Regions from separate parts of the Homo sapiens genome. Here region 1 is linked to region 2. Evidence: chromatin loops called from intact Hi-C (ENCODE). Cell type or tissue: PC-3. All regions are shown on one strand. Links, peaks and the distances in the headings refer to the core of each region. The heading gives the core; the rest is flanking DNA. Region 1 has its middle 160 kb from the start of TMEM72. Region 2 overlaps TMEM72-AS1 (TMEM72 antisense RNA 1).

What was found. A loop is a pair of places that touch in the nucleus more often than their neighbours do. Peaks named below come from ENCODE experiments on the same cell type or tissue, not always from the same donor. Only the 100,000 strongest peaks of a DNase experiment are listed, where the experiment ranks them.
Region 1: it touches region 2 in a loop (2.2-fold over the local background); 1 of 110 quality-filtered maps calls a loop at or near these places.

Annotation. Positions count from the first base shown.
Region 1 is chr10:44,749,795-44,755,179 of GRCh38, forward strand. No RefSeq gene overlaps it. Among named protein-coding and RNA genes, the nearest start is that of TMEM72, 160 kb to the right of the region's middle. RefSeq lists silencers at 3,413-3,613, 3,573-3,773. In PC-3, for the core only: no CTCF peak of the experiment used is centred there; a DNase peak (open chromatin) is centred at 3,237; H3K4me3 peaks cover 726 bases; H3K27ac peaks cover 1,878 bases.
Region 2 is chr10:44,827,167-44,832,551 of GRCh38, forward strand. TMEM72-AS1 (TMEM72 antisense RNA 1) reads right to left here. Exons shown (of 8, transcript NR_033842.1): 4 at 3,834-4,079. Among named protein-coding and RNA genes, the nearest start is that of TMEM72, 81 kb to the right of the region's middle. RefSeq lists an enhancer at 2,021-2,884. In PC-3, for the core only: no CTCF peak of the experiment used is centred there; a DNase peak (open chromatin) is centred at 3,035; H3K4me3 peaks cover 1,091 bases; H3K27ac peaks cover 1,607 bases.

The DNA.
Region 1 (5,385 bases), core at 189-5,188, 77 kb before region 2:
CCAAAATGTCATAATAGTAAATGGGCTAATGTGTTGCCTTTCCATGATATTTTATGGCAATAGGTGGAGTTAAGCTGACTTATCTGCTTCACGTTTTTGCTTCACAGCAGAGGTCTCTTCATTTGATTCTCTTTTATGTGTCTACTTCTTTATAAATACTGTGAAATGTGAGACCTATATTTTTATAGTACTTTTTCTCTATATGCAATGCAATTCTTGAAATATTTGGATTATTAACAAATTTTTAATTGTTTTCTAATAACTGTATTTGTGCTTTCTTTCCCCCAATTTTTCTGCTTTCTCTGGTTTTAATTGGCCATTTTATATAATTCCATTTTATATCCTCTCAGTGTGTGAATTATAATTCTATTTTTTATTTTATAGTAATTGCCATAGGTTTTCCAATATTCATCTATATCTAATCTAAGTTTACCTTCAGATCACACTATAGAGCTTCATATGCAGTGCAAGTACCAGAATATTTCTAATTTCTCCCTCCCACAAGTTATCACATTACTGCCATTCATTGGTCACTGCCAAGGGCTGGAGGGAGGGGTGACAGCTAATGGATATGGGGTATCTAAATATTTTGTAATTATTAATAGATAGTGGTAATTTGTTAATATCCAAATATTTCAAGAATCACATTGCATATAGATAAAAAAGTAATATAAAAATATAGGTCTCACATTTTACAGTATTTTAGAAACAAGTCAATAACCTGGTTTCATGTGAATACACAAAAAACCTCTGAATCACACACTTTAAATGGTTAAATTTTGTAGTGAATTATATCTCAATAAAGGTATTATTAACAAAAGCTCACATATTGTATGATCCTGTGTATATAATATTTTGAAATGACATTATAGAAATGGAAAACAAATGAGTGGTTCCCAGGTATTATGAATGGGGGGAGGGAAAGGGGACACAGGTGGGTGTGGTTATAAAAGGGCCACAAGGTGATCTTCGTGGTGCCAGAGATGTCCAGGAGTTTCTGTGACAGTGGATACATGTGATTACAAATGTAATAAAATTAGATACAACTAAGTACATCCACAAATGAGCACAAGGAAAACTGGAGACATTTGAATAAAATCAGTGGGTCGTATCAATGTCAATAACCTGATTGTGACATTATACTATAATTTTGCAAGTGGTCACCACTGGGGGAAACTGTGGGGGTACATGGGATCTCTCTGTTATTTCTAACAACTGAGTGTGAATTTACAATTATCTTAAAATAAAATTTTAATTTAAAAAAGGTATAAATCAACCAAGATGTCCTAGGTGAATAGATAAATATGCTGTGGTACGTTTATATGATGGGCTATTATTGAGGACTAAAAAGAAATGAGCTATCCAGCCACAAAAGACATGGAAGAAGTGTAAAGGCATATTATGAAGTGAAAGTAGACAATCTGAAAAGGCTTCATACACTATGATTCCAACTATCTGACATTCTGGAAAAGGCAAAACCATAGAGGCACTAAAAAGATCAGGTACTGCCAGGGCTGGGCAGACAAAAGGATGACTAGGTAGAGCATATGGGATTTAGGGAAATAAAACTATCCTGGTATATTCATACTATAGTGGTAGATAAATCACATTCTGTGTTGTTAAAACCCATAGAATGTACACCAGTGAAGTCTAATGGACTCTGGGTGACAATGGTGCATTGATGTTGGTTCACCAATTGTCATGAGTGAGCCCTCTGGAAGAGAATGCTGATGGTGAGGGAGGCTGGAGGGTTGCCGGGGGTAATGTGTGTGGGAACTCTCTGTACTTGCCAGTCAACTTTGCTGTGAAGCTAAAACTACTCTAAAAAATAAATGCTATTAATTTTTTTAAGCAAAGAGTGAAAAGCAGTCCACCCAGTTTCTTTTTCTTTCTTTCTTTCTTTCTTTCTTTCTTTCTTTCTTTCTTTCTTTCTTTCTTTCTTTCTCTCTCTCTCTCTTTCTTTCTTTCATGAACACTACCATAGTGGAAGCTACCTTACTCATGCTTGAGTCAACCTGCTGAATTGATTAATGTTTCCCATTCTCTCTTCAAATATATTGAACAACGTATACGGCAATGCAGAAAACTTGGGACTAGAAAACCATTCATTAGCATGTGTACAAATTTCTGCACCTTCCAGAAGAGTTTGCCTCAATTATATGTTATTATGTGATAATCAAGTATTATTAAATTGATATACCAGTATGAAAAGAGAGCTGTTGAATATAATGAAATTAAGCTGGATATTTTGGAAGAACTCTATACAGCCAAGTTTTAAGGAAATTCTTCTCAAATTGGGAATGAGAGAAACAACAGCAAAGTATTGAAAAAAGTTTATTTCAAAAACTTCAGCAAAATTCTGTACCTACATTGCTTTGCAAGAGTTCTGCTTTAAATAATTGCACATTATTATAGGTATGGTTTATGCAAGAAAGATGATGCAGCACAACTTGGTCTCATTTACCTGTCTGAAGTTGAAAGAAAATGGTTATGGTTAACATGTTAAACTTTATAATTTCAGCATTACCTCTGTATTCTGATGAGACAGCCCTAGTCATGATAACTGTGAGAATTTGTGCTTGACATTTTCTACATGGTTCAGGTACATGGGGGTCTAATTGTGCTGAAATGCAGATGTGCCATACCCACAGATGATGCCTTTAGAACTCTGTCAACCTGTGTCGAACCCTTCTGAGGAGAATCTGAACAATGTCATCTGAACCTTGGGTAATTCGCAGTCTATAAATTCCAGACCATTTTCAATGTAGGGCCCTCATTACAAGACAGGGCATCAGGCCTCAAAAACATCTGTGAGTCAGGTCCTGTGGGCTTTGCCACTGTCTCCAGCACACAATTCAAAGATGAGATGATATATGCCTATGTAGACACAGAAGGGGCAGTCATGGAGGGACAAGAAAGGCTTTTTTCATGGCTTTGTAACACTATTGAAGTTTTTTTTTAACAAAATCTACCTACAGGTTTCAGAGCCATGGAAACATGATCCATGGTTCCTTTCGATGTTCTTTTCATTGTGCTTTCCAAGGACTATTGACATTTCATCCATAACAGCAGGGTATGTTTTTAATGGGTTGGTAGAAAACATACTTATCCAAATATAGGCCTCGTGGTATATTTGTCATGCAACTTGGCCTTGCAGTTGGAGTTGAAAGCTGCTGCTGTCAAAGGAAATATTTGGGTGACTCAGCCAAGAAAGCAGTTTATTGGTTTTGGCAGCAGACAATAGGTGAATATTTCATGGAGGAGAGAGGTTTTAATAGTTGTTTATACAATCTGCCCAGCCATGGCCAAGGTTGTTTAGATTGGTGAATTGAACAATATTTCATTCCTCATGAGCCTGCTGACTTCTGTTGATGGGTTGATGATGCCACTATTTGCTTTACATGATTGGGGTAAATTTCTCACTTCACCAATATAGTCTCCAGCTCCCTGGAGGAGCAACATCTAGGGTTTGGGGCATCTGTGCTAGACAAGCTCCTTTAGTCCTCTGCCAATTTGGCAGGAGCCTACAGAAAATTCCTGCTGCACCTTTTTAATGATTGTGGAAGTCTACATAGCTCAGTGACTCTGGTTAGAGTGCATTTTATCACAAGAGCTTGCCTGTGTGTGTGAGTAGATTACAGCATGTCGGCTACCCACTTTCCCAGGGAGGCTGGATGCACTGGATATGCACAGTAAGGACACCCTGGTCTACGGTGCTGGGAAGGTCAGATAAATTGGTATGACATGTCAGAAGCCATAGCATTTACAATTATAGTATGCAAAACATGCTCACACACACACAGACACAGAAATGAGTCAATGGGTCTGAGAAGCCATGGGGTATATTTTAAAGGGCATTTCCTTAAAACACAGACGGTCAGGATTCTACTATCAATATTTACCACCTTTGTGACTTTGAGTAGCTCCCTGTGTAGGAAGGAACCTCAGTTTCCAGCGTATGTTAGGGGGTTTGGAGAGTTGGCTTTTAAGCCATCATCCAGATTTGACATTCTATGATGAAAAGAAAAACTCTGAAGCAAAGTGCTTTGATCATAGGACTAAGAAGAGTAAGATTTAGATGGAGAAGACTTTAGTGAAATATCAGAGGACAACAGGCATTTGTGTTCTACAGAATGAGCATAGGCTGAGGAGAAGGAACCAGCCCCACCTTTGCTGGCCATATGGCCAAGTGCAGGTCTGGGTCAATGAAACCAGAACAACAATGCCTGCCTCACCTGGACACAGGGGACTGGTGGAGCTCGAGTGAAGACACACTCTGTAGAGGAGAAAACACTGTACATATGTGAGAGGAATGTATCTGCGTATTTGCAGCACTAAAATGGCTTGCCCAGTGCAGTCCATGGTGATTCATGTACCTTTTACCATCTTTTTTAAAATTATTATTATACATTAAGTTCTGGGATTCATGTGCAGAACGTGCAGATTTGTTACATAGGTATACATATGCCATTGTGGTTTGCTGCACCCATCAACCCGTCATCTAGGTTTTAAGCCCTGCATGCATTAGGTATCTGTCTTAATGCTCTCCCTCCCCTTGCCCCCCACCCCCTGACAGGTCCCAGTCTGTGATGTTCCCCTCCCTGTGTCCATGTGTTCTTATTGTTCAACTCCCACTTATGAGTGAGAACATGCGGTGTTTGCTTTTCTGTTCCTGTGTTAGTTTGCTGAGAATAATAGTTTTCAGCTTCATCTACGTCCCTGCAAAAGACATGAATTCATTCTTTTTTATGGCTGCATAGTATTCCATGGTGTATATGTACCAAATTTACAAGAAAAAAACAAACAACCCCATCAAAAAGTGGGCAAAGGATATGAACAGACACTTCTCAAAAGAAGACATTTATGCAGCCAATAAACATATGAAAAAAAGCTCATCATCACTGGTCATTAGAGATATGCAAATCAAAACCACAATGAGATACAATCTCACACCAATTACTATGGCAATCATTAAAAAGTCAGGAAACAACAGATGCTGGAGAGGATGTGGAGAAATAGGAACCCTTTTACACTGTTGGTGGGAGTGTAAATTAGTTCAACCATTGTGGAAGACAGTGTGCGATTCCTCAAGGATCTAGAACCAGAAATACTATTTGACCCAGCAATCCTATTACTGGGTATATACCCAAAGAATTATAAATCATTCTGCTATGAAGACACATGCACATGTATGTTTATTGCAGCACTATTTACAATAGTGAAGACTTGGAACCAACCCAAATGCCCATCAATGATACACTGGATAAAGAAAATTTGGCACATATACCATCTTTTTCTTTTTATTTCTTTGAAACAGAGTCTCGCTCTATTGCCCAGGCCGGAGGGCAGTGGCCCAATCTTGGCTCACTGCAACCTCCACCTCCT
Region 2 (5,385 bases), core at 312-5,311:
AGCAGACTAATACAGTGAGGAGAAAAAATAAATTAATAAATAAATAAATAGCAAAACAAAACACAGCCACTTCCTCTATTGGAATAGCCAAGATTTTTCTTTTTACATACTATATGTTAGAAAGAGAGAGAGTAAAAATGTAAAGAAAAGTGTTGGCTTTTTTATTTTAACTAGTGCTTAGCAAGTTTAAAACAATATAAATGGTGAAGGCCATCACACACGCATCCCTTCATTTGACACTTCAGGTCACGGCATCTGTCTGAACCTCCATGGCTCATCCCATTCAACAAATGTTTGACTGAGCAAATATTTGACGGCAGGTCTTGCGGAACATATGTGTGACAGGGAAGGACTGACAGGGTGATGCCACAGAGATGAGCAGCAGGGACCCAGCTCAGCACTCTCCCTTCCGGGCAGAGCTGTGTCCTCCCGCGAGTGCGTCGGGGCAGAAGCCACAGAGTCCACGTGGGGTCCCTCTAGAGTCTGCACCTGTGAAAACAACTGCACCTCCCTCATCCTCCATGTGCGTGCCTGACAGGGCCTGGCTCTCTGGCCAGGGGCCAGGGGGAGCTGCCCAGAGACGGCCCTTCAACACAAGAGCAGCAGGAGTCAAGCAGGAAACCCGGAGAGCCACTCCCTGAGGAGGAGCAGCCCCAAGGGATTGTGGGGGGCCAGTGTCAGCTTGGCCTCAGACATCCCAGCACGGGTGCAGAGGAGCACAGCACTGTAGTCCCCCCAGCTCAGTCGCTGTCCCTGCTGCCTGACCCAGCTGCCCAGCCTCTTTGTCACTGGTCACATGATTCTTTCACAAAACAAGTAGAACAAGGCATGGTTGTATGAATTTCTAGCTCCCTACCCTCCAGCCTGGGTAGGTCAGGGCACCTGTCTGAACCTCCATTGCTCATCCCATTCAACAAATGTTTGAGCAATCATTTGATGGCAGGTCTTGCGGAAGATATGGCTTATAGAACACGAAGCACATGTTTCTTTTGCAATTGCAGCACATCTTACATGTATGTAAAAAGTAGCTCAATTAAACAGATGAGTGTTAATATTCAAAGATGAGGAAACACATTCTCTACATTGCTGATGGTGTTTATGTCTGCAAAGGGAATTCGGATTGGGAGGATGGATGGAAATTAGAGCTTGGAATCCACAATCAGACCAACACAGGCCTTTGGCGGCTGGGAAGAGGGTCGGGTGCCCTGATCTTCAGGGCCTCCAGCGCTGGGTTCGGGGTTCCTGACCAGGATCCTGAAGCTCCACCAGCTCGACAGCCTTGCAGAAAACAACAAGGGGGGCTCGGGCCTCTGTAAATATCTGTTCTTTTTCTGCTCACAGTCTCCACAGGAGGGGATGGGGCTGCATTTAGCTGCTAAAGCCTCTTCCTCTGTAAGTAGGATATTAAGGGATGGAGTCCAGCTAGATAAATAAACCAAGTCCCTGAGGCGAGACCCTTGCTGCCCCCGTAGACCGGAGAAAGTTCCCATAGTCGGACTCCGAGCCAGCAGCTGAAGGGCCTCCTCATGTTTCAGGATTCGGGAGAGGAGGGGCCACGAGGGATCAGCTGTGGATCACATCCCAAACGCCGCTCCTCTCTGGGCTAACACCGCTGGGCCTGGGGATCCTCGTGTGCGGAGGAGGACGAAAGTGTGCCGGCAGCTGGCTGGATCCTGGAAAATGCAGAGGGGAGGGGAGGGCCTGTGGGGACCCTAAAGGCCCCAAGGAGAGGCTGCGGGAAGGCCAAAGGCTGGCGCTCTTATTCCCAGGCATGCCAAGCCCCTGGCTCACACAGGCCTGTGGGGCTCAGTAAAGGACACAACACAACCCTTCTCTGGGCTCCTGGCTGTCTGGCGGGGGAAAAGAGTTGGAAAAAGAAGGCCCATATATCTTAAAATGATAAAAAGTGATGGCCACATACATTGTCAGATGCCTATGTCATTGTCACTTAAGGCATTATGGGGACAGATGGCAAGACAAGCACCATGCAATAATGAGTTCCAACCTGAGTTCTCCTGCTCTGCTAAGGGGTCCTGCGCGCTGGGTAGAGGCCAGGGAGACAGTGTTGATCCACAGACCTGGGAGGAAGAAGTCACCAGGCTCTGTGAGGATCAGCAGAAACCAAGCAGACATCCCACTGCACTGCCCAGGAACCTGGTGGGCATCACACATTTGGAAATACTTTTAGGGAAAGGGGGCAGAAGACAAAGGGGAGCAGTAAAGCAAGTAAGAGTGTCTGTCCAAAAGTCACCAAGAGCAGCTTACAAATCCTGTTCACAGGCGCTCTTGCCTAGACGCCCCTTCCCGGGTCCCAGCGCTTCAGCGCAGCCAGTGTCTTTCCTGTCTTTCCACTCTGAGTCCTCAGGCCAGGCCAGCTCCATGTCCGGGTGCCTTAGCACAGCCTTTGCCCCCAGCCGTGGGGTTGGGAGGCTTCACACCACTCGCTCCAGCCTGCTCCGGGTGTGAAGGCAGCACCTACATGCAGTCCTAACCCTCACCCTGCCTGGAGCACAGAGCCCCAGGTGAATGCTGGCTGGAAGGATTAGTACACTCATCATGTAGGACAAGAATACTATCCCCATTTTTGGACAAATAAACTGAGGTTTTGATTTTTTTGTGTATGTAATTATAAGAGTAAACTGGGAGTAGTTCCAGAGCTGCTTATTCTAAATCTCTCACACACTACCTTCTCAAAGTTAAGTGGAGGCACTGCCTTGATTGTTTCAGCAGGCCCACTCGAAAGTTGCCGGTGAAGGGATGTTCTGGTACTGAATTGAAAGGGAGACAACAAAAGGAGCCAGTGGCCAGTGAGAACACCTCAGAGGGTGTCCACACACCAGCCCCCCTGCTCTCTCCACCACAGGAGCGTTTAGCATTTGCAAATGTGAGTGGAGAGCCTCAAGATTTCGCCGAACTTGGAAAGCATCAGAGAAGAACTACTAATATCTCCATTCACTATGTGCTAAGCACCCTTTGATACACATTGCAGGGTTAAAAAGGTAAACCAAAGCACAGTAAAATTTTTAAAGAGTTTGAGCAAACAGGGATTCATGAATTAGGCAGCTCCAAAGAGGAAGTGGTTTGTGAGTTCCATCAAAGGAATGCAAGAAGGAGATTTCTATAATACAAACAGGGAAGTCAAACAAAAGAAAATATTTAATTGATTATGGATATGCAATTGGCTTATTGAGTCTATCCCACTGAAAAAACCTCTAGTTACATACAAGCATACCTTGGAGACATTGCGGGTTCAGTGACAAACTACTGTCTGCAAATACTGCAAATATCACAATCAAGTGTGTCACATGTTTTTTGTTTCCCACTGAATACCAGTTATGTTTATAGTATACTATAGTCTATGAAGTGTACAATAGCATTATGTCTAAAAAAGCAGTGCACATACCCTAATTCAAAAATACTTCATTGCTGAGAAATACTAATGATTATCCGAGCCTTCGGAGACTTGTAATCTTTTTCTGGTGGAGGGTCTAGGCTTGATGTTGACATGTTGACGGCTGTTGATTAATCAGGGCAGTGGTTGCTGAAGGTTGGGGTGGCCATGGCAATTTCATAAAATAAGACAACAATGAGGTTTACTACATCCATTGACTCTTTCATGAAAGATTTCCCTGTAGCATGTGATGCTGTTTGATAGTATTTTACCCACATTAGAACATCTTTCAAAATTGGAGTCAATCCCCTCAAGCACTCCCACTACTTTATTGTAATCTACATTTATATAAAATTATTCATCCTTTGTTGTCATTTCACAATGTTCACAGCACTTTCACCTGAAATAGATCCCATCTCAAGAAAGCACTTTCTTTACTCACCTGTAAGAAGCAACTCCTCATCTGTTCAAGTTTTATCATGAGATTGCAGCAATTCAGTTTAATCTTCAGGCTCCACTTCTGATTCTATTTCTTTTGCTGTTTCCACCATATCTGTAGGTGCATTCTCCACTGAAGCCTTGAATCTCTCATAGTCATCCACAAGGGTTGAAATCAACTTCTTTCAAACTCCTGTTTATGTTGATATTTTGATCTCCTCTCATGAATCATGAATGTTCTTAATGGCATCTAGAATGGTAAATTATTTCCAGAAGATTTTTAATTTACTTTACCCAGATCCATCAGAGGAATCACTATCTATAGGAACAATAGTCTTACAAAATTTGTTCCTTAAATAATAAGACTTGAAAGTCAAAATTACTCCTTGATTCATGGGCTGCAGAATGGATGTTGTGTTAGCAGGCATGAAACATTAATCTCTTTGTATATGTCCATCTTGGGTGACCAGGTGCATTGGCAATGAGCAGTAATGTTTTGAAAATAATCTTTTTTCTGAGCACTAGGTTTCACTTATGTGTTTAAAATATTCAGTAAACCATGCTGTAAACAGATGTGCCATCATCAAGGCTTTGTTTTTTCAGAAAGAGGAAATTTAGCATAATTCTTAAGGGCTCTAAGTTTTTTTGGAATAATAAACGAGCATTGGTTTCAACTTCAAGTCGCCAGCTGCATTAGCCCCTAACAAGCCTGTCATTTGAAGCTTTGAAGCTTTGAAGCTTTAAAGCTAGACATTGACTTCTCTCTACGTACAAAAGTCCTAGATGGTATCTTCTTTCGACAGAGGACTGTTTTATCTACACTGAAAATCTGTTGTTTAGTGTAACCACCTTCATCAATGATCTTAGCTAGATCTTCTGGAGAACTTACTGCAGCTCCTCCATCAGCTCTTGCTGCTTTACCTTGTACTTTTATGTTATGGAGACAGCATCTCTCCTTTAACCTCATGAACCAACCTCTGCTAGCTTCCAACTTTTCTTCTGCAACTTTCTCACCTCTCTCATCCTCTATAGAACTGAAGAGTTAGGGCCTTGCTGTGGATTAGGCTTTGGCTTAAGGAAGACTGTGGCTGTTTTGATCTTCTACTTGGACCACTTAAACTTTCTCTGTATCAGCAATAAGGCTATTTCACTTTCTTATCGTTCATGTGTTCATTGAATACATGAATGATGATTTTCTCTAAGAAATTAACTTTCTCAAGAATGTTTCCTTTGCATTCACAACTTGGCTAACTCTTTGGTGCACAAGACTTAGCTCTCAGCCTGTCTCCACTTTTGACACGCCTTCCTCACTAAGCTTAATTGTTTCTAGCTGTTGATTGAAAGTGGGAGATGTGGACCCTTCCTTTCACTTGAACACTTAGAAGTCATTGAAGAACTATTAATTGTCCTAGTCTCAACATTGGTATGTCTCAGGGAAAGGGAGGCCTGCGGAGAGGGAAAGAGAGGGAAACAGTCTCTCTTTTCAGTAGAGCGGTCAGAACACACACAACCTTTATCTACTAAGTTCGCCATCTTATATGGGTATAGTTTGTACC